2 separate regions of the Homo sapiens genome follow, and region 1 is linked to region 2. The links are chromatin contacts, found by Hi-C or POLR2A ChIA-PET in ENCODE. All regions are on one chromosome and are shown on one strand. Each heading gives the region's core, a stretch centred on a gene start or an enhancer-like site at or near the end of the contact. The rest is flanking DNA. Distances are from core to core; before and after follow the strand shown. Region 1 has its middle 19 kb from the start of HLA-DQB1. Region 2 holds the start of HLA-DRB1 (major histocompatibility complex, class II, DR beta 1).

The links. A loop is a pair of places that touch in the nucleus more often than their neighbours do. ChIA-PET counts read pairs that join two places held with the same protein, here RNA polymerase II (POLR2A). Pooled maps may share reads with other maps.
Region 1: a loop to region 2 is called in a map of CD8-positive, alpha-beta T cell, with 2.9 times the contacts of the local background. The contact joins the enhancer-like site here to the promoter of HLA-DRB1 in region 2. A Hi-C loop is called at or near these places in 3 of 168 maps with a recorded cell type or tissue (CD8-positive, alpha-beta T cell, GM11168 and GM12878), 11 of 37 single-sample maps with no recorded cell type and 11 of 50 pooled maps. POLR2A ChIA-PET finds 5 or more read pairs at or near these places in 4 of 52 experiments (B cell, GM12878, activated B cell and 1 more).

Annotation. Positions count from the first base shown.
Region 1 is chr6:32,684,506-32,687,205 of GRCh38, forward strand. No RefSeq gene overlaps it. Among named protein-coding and RNA genes, the nearest start is that of HLA-DQB1, 19 kb to the left of the region's middle. Within about 2 kb of position 1,251, at least 3 of the 41 ENCODE cell types and tissues checked have a DNase peak (open chromatin) inside an H3K27ac peak, as active enhancers do; they include B cell, where a contact is called at or near this core.
Region 2 is chr6:32,588,510-32,591,209 of GRCh38, forward strand. It overlaps HLA-DRB1 (major histocompatibility complex, class II, DR beta 1), which reads right to left and starts at 1,339. Exons shown (of 6, transcript NM_002124.4): 1 at 1,134-1,339. The coding sequence starts at 1,233.

The DNA.
Region 1 (2,700 bases), core at 1-2,500, 96 kb after region 2:
GACTGTAGTCCTGGTTGTTGAGACCATGCATATTACTTTTCCCTTCATTAGAGGAGGACTACAGTTGATAGCCATTATTACGAGAGATGCCTCAGGAACAAATTAGAGGAAATACAACGATATCTTTTAGTACTTTTATGCATGGTAATGACCATCAGTAGACACTAAAACAATCAATCCAGCAAGGACAGGGTAAATAACTGTATAGACCTTTCTGGAATAGTTGTCTCTGTCACTCAAACAGAAAAACAAACTATACTAAATTCAGAGGATGAGGGGAATCAGGAGCGGCTTGTGATGGAGGGAGATGAATATTAGTTACAGCCATAATGACAACGTAGTGGACACTGTTGTAAATTTCACTAACCGTCTTGCCTTAATCTTCTAGATCACAATTGGCCACTTTTCCTGACCTCCCTATTTGAAGAAAAATTAAAGTATGTTAATTTTCACAGGAAAAAAAATGAGAGGCACCATATTAGAGTATGGCAGCTTGGATCCCTGAATCACCAGCTTGAGAAGAGCTACTCACAAATCATCAGTATCTTCCTACTGTTACATTAGTGAGTTATAAAATTCTACTGTATTTCAGCCTTCATACACTTTCAAGTCTAGTTATTGTAGCAGTCTGGCCTATTCTAATTAATATAAAAAGAAGAAATAATAATTGTAGAAAAAATTAAACAGAGAATATAACAATTTTAATGGTTTCTCCTGAGCTAGACTTACTTGAAATGGTCCTCATTTTTTGTTTTAGTATTACCAGAGATGTAAGACAGAATCTCACGAAAATATTCAAGCTGGTGGATGAGGCCAAATTAGGCAACTAGGTTGTGTGTCTGGAATTCAAACCATATTAAGTACTCCCTGCCCGCCTTTCTCCTATCCTTTAGAGCAGAGCCTGATTCTCACATATTGTCCCATAAGTCTATATCAATCAAATCAATTTTTATTATCCTGAAAGCACCTATGGAAATACTACCTTTTTTGAAGTTAAATACGAGCACTCTGCTCCATGCTGTTTTACTGATATTTAGAACTGTACAAACTTATATTCTTTACATTTGTGGGAAATTATTATATTGTAGATGAGCCTAAAATATTCTGTGAATCAAAACTTACTATAACAAGTTGTAAAGAACAGCTTTAGTGGAAAGTGTGTACATGAAACTAGCAACCAAACACTCAAAGCAAGAAGAATAATAACTAAGTGACCACAAAGGAAATTTTTTTAATCACATGCCTGGCTCTTGCAGGTGGAGAAGGTTGTCTTGCCCAAAGGAAGTGGTTACTAGACCAGAGTGTAACCAAATACGGGATGCTGCTTTAAAAAAAAAAAAAAAAAAAAGATTCACAGAAGTTGTGCTTGAGTTAAACCACTAAGTACTTTCCTTGCCAGCCAATGAGAAGAAGTGAAGCAGCATCATTTGTCTCTGGCTGACTGAGCCAGTAAGTCTGTTACAGAAAAAAAAAAAATCACTTAAAAGAGCAATAAACATAGAAAATATCAAAGCGTCTACTAGTCATGTGTGCAATCCACAGAAAAGAATAGAAGAAGTTTACTGAAGAAAAGTTTGATAAATAAAAGTACCACATTCTTGAACAAGACAATTTGTGTCAATTTTCCAAACAAAATACATAGACTTTGTGATGCTTTAATCTAAATATCAATAAGATAGTTTTGTTAACAAAATGTTTCTAATTTTTTTCAAGAATAATAAATATAAAAATAGCTATTGATAAAAATGAGGGGGTGTTGCTCTAGTAGATGCTTACAAATAATTATAAAGCTAAACAATTAAAACATGTTTCTACTGCCACTAAAAAAAAAAGTCAACTGTGGAACAACATTGACTGCACAGAAGCAGATCCAAATTTATGTTATGATTAACGAGATCGAAATTGTATTTATAGTAGTCTCCCCTTATTCATGGGGGATACACTGCAAGATCCCACAGTAGATGCCTGAAGCCACGGATTGTACCAAACCCTATACGTACTATGTTTTCATACACATACAAACCTATGATAAAGTGTAATTTATAAATTATTCACAGTCATAGATAAACAAAAACTAATAATAAAATAGAACAATTTTAACAATATACGGTAATAAAACTTAAGTAAATGGGGTCCCCTCTCTTTCTCAAAATGTCTTACTGTACTATACACCCCTATTTTCAAACTGTGATTAACCACAGATAACTGAAACTATGGAAAGTGAAACCATGGATAAGGTGGGGCTACCGTATTTTATTTCTAGAAGTTACTAAACTTTTGAGAAAATTTTGGGATGGGACATAAACATATTTCGAAGAAGCTTCCAGTGTTATAGTTTATATTCTTCATTTCTTTGAGGCACAGAAGAACCCATTTCACTCTTTTGGAGTCAATCCAGGTTTGTGGGGTAAAGGACTGTAGCTGATGAGGATTGGAAGTCCGTGAGATATAAGGGGTTAGGAGGCAAGTTTTTGCAATATACTTGAACAACATGGCACCTATGTGGAATGGAAGAGAAAGCAGCGTAGTGGTGAGGAAATTCTGGTGGGTGAAGACATTCTCAGGTGAAATTTTTAGAAGAAAAAGTTATTTTAAGAGAATTTTAAATCATTTTCCTTGGTATTAGAAACACAATTCTAATTCAATGTTTTTCAAGAGATTGCAATAATGGTTTGGAGTGTTTTAAATGGTGCACTGGGA
Region 2 (2,700 bases), core at 89-2,588:
GCTTTAGAGATTTCTGGAAATGATGACAACATAGCTGGGGAAAAATAGAAACTGGAGGAAGAGGTAAGCAGACATGGCTAGTTAAGGAAAGCTGAGGGCATGATGGGTGAACCTAGGAAATTTAGGACAAGACCCCAGTAAGACAATGAGTTCCCAAGACTTGCCCATTGACTTTCAGCCCTATGAGACGTGAACAATGTTCACATCATCTCGGTAACCCCACACAGAGTATATAGTTTGAACATTATTAAATTTCTGATAGTTGATTATTTTTGACTTAAAAAATAGAATTTCATATAATTTATACATTAGTTAAATCTCTTCTGTCATGTCTAGTTAGAGCACATAGGAGATGCAAGAGAAACAAGTACAGAAAGGTTAAAAAAGATTCATAATGAACACGAACCTGGGCTAGTTTTTCAGAGGATGCCTTAAGTTCTTTAGGCACCAAAGAATACCTCATAAATGCTCTGTATCTGTAAGGTGACTCCAAGTATTAACAATCTCAGCTTCAGTTCCAGGGACTTTTCCCCACAAGAAAGGAAGAGCACTAAGTATAACTTCTGTCAGAGAACCTACATACACTACAGGGATACAGGCCTTATAAACATTGGAGTTCAGCAAGAAAAGAAAGGAGATAATGGGGAGGCCACTGGGTCCATCCTCACATATGAGGACTATGGCCAACACCAAAGGTCCTGTGGGGAACCTAACACTGGATCGTCTAGGAGAGACCCTTTGAATTCCCTTGACTCCCACAAAATTTTCAGTAAGAACCTCCTTTTGTCTGACATAAGTCAACATAATAAAGGGAAGTGCTGTATGGGGAATTTATTTTAGAATCCTTATTTCTAAATCCTCTAAAGACCCTGAGGACATGTGATGCAAAGGTTTTATTGGTGGAGATTTGAAAAGAAATGATTTGTGCAAAGGCCCCTTACACAAGTCTCATGAAGAGGGCAAGTACCCAAGCTCCTTTTATGGAGGAAATAATTTGGGATCCAATGATAAAGATGGGCAATCTCTGAAGAAAACGTCACAATTTCTTAAGGGACATGGCCTGGGCACAATGTTAACAAAACTCCCTATTTTCCCCACCCCATAGTAGCTCAGCACCCGCAATGTGCACTTACGTCGGGTGTCCCCAGACAAAGCCAGTGGGGAGCTCAGCACCATCAGTGTCACTGTCAGCGCTGTCATGCAGGAGCCTCCAGGGAGCTTCAGACACACCATGCTGGAGAACAGGACAGGACCAGGGGCCAGAGAAGCAGGCAAGTCTCACTCAGGGAGAACTATGAACCCCTCCACCCACATTCCAAGTTATAGGGAGGAAGTTACTGATTTCCTTGCTCCTGGGTTGGGTAATCTCGTGTTGGAGAACCAATCAGCATCTGAGTTCAATAGCATCATCAGTTGCTGGTCAGAGATGCTGTATGAAGGTCCTCTTCTGAAACAGAATTTCCTTCTTTAAAGGATTGTTTTAATTTAGCACTTGGAAGGTTTGAACCAGTTGCATGTAAAACACCTTAATTGGGGAGCTATTGTAGCCAGCTCTGTGCTGGTCAGTGATGTGTTCACAAGTTTGAGCCTTGTAAGAGCATTCATTTCCCACTTGACAAGACAACTATTTGCAGGAGTGAGTGTGAGTGTGTTTAGGAGTAAAGGAGATGGAGGGAACATGGCCGCAAATCAGGAGACCTTTAATCTGGTCCTTATTGCACCATATCTTAATGTTGTAGATTTGGGAAAATTACGTCATGTCTCACAGTTGAAATGAAGGCACCATGATCTTTCAGGTCTTTCAACACTAGAAAATGTGATTCTGTGGATGCCTCAAGGAGCAGCAGCTCCGGGTATCTGATGATATGACAGAATGACAGCTGTTGACCGGAGAGCTTAATCTGTACCTATTTACAGGTAGAGATGTCTGTAATAAGTTAAAGGAAATTGAAAGTTAGTTAATAATTTAATCTGAGTAAAAAGAGTTTTTTCAAGTGTGTCTCCTGATGCTGCCCCCAAGTTTAGTGTCATCTCCAGAACACACACAGGCAAGGGGCTTGCAGGGGCCACCTATGTGCAATGGAGAGTCCGAAGTTGCTTTTGTATAGCACTTACCCTATCAATGTGTTAAGGTCAACTGTGTAATCAAAGTATGCAGGGGGCTGAGATGATCGATCAAGGACTCAAAGTCAGCTGTTGACAGAACAACTCTGTTTTACCATAATTAATATTTTATGTCGAGTGTTCAATCCCTCATTCTTGGCTCCCATTATGATTTCCTCCTTTGTTTAAGGCTATGGCCCTTTAGTATTCCACTTCTCTTGTTTTATCGTAAGGGAAGATATTAGAAGACTTTGCTGGCCGGGCGCGGTGGCTCCCGCCTGTAATCTCAGCACTTTAGGAGGCCAAGGTGGGCGGATCACTTGAGGTCAGGAGTACCAGACCAGCCTGGCCGACACGGTGAAATCCCATCTCTACTAAAAAAATACAAAAATCAGCTGGGCTTGGTGGTGCATGCCTGTAATCCCAGCTACTCGTGAGGCTGAGGCATGAGAATTGCTTGAACCTGGGAGGTGGAGGTTGCAGTGAGTCAGGAGCACACCACTGCACTCCAGTCTAGTCGACAGAGTGAGACTCAGTTTCAAAAACAAACAAAAAGGCTTTGCTAACTAGTACGTTACAGAATGTTCAGGAAACAGA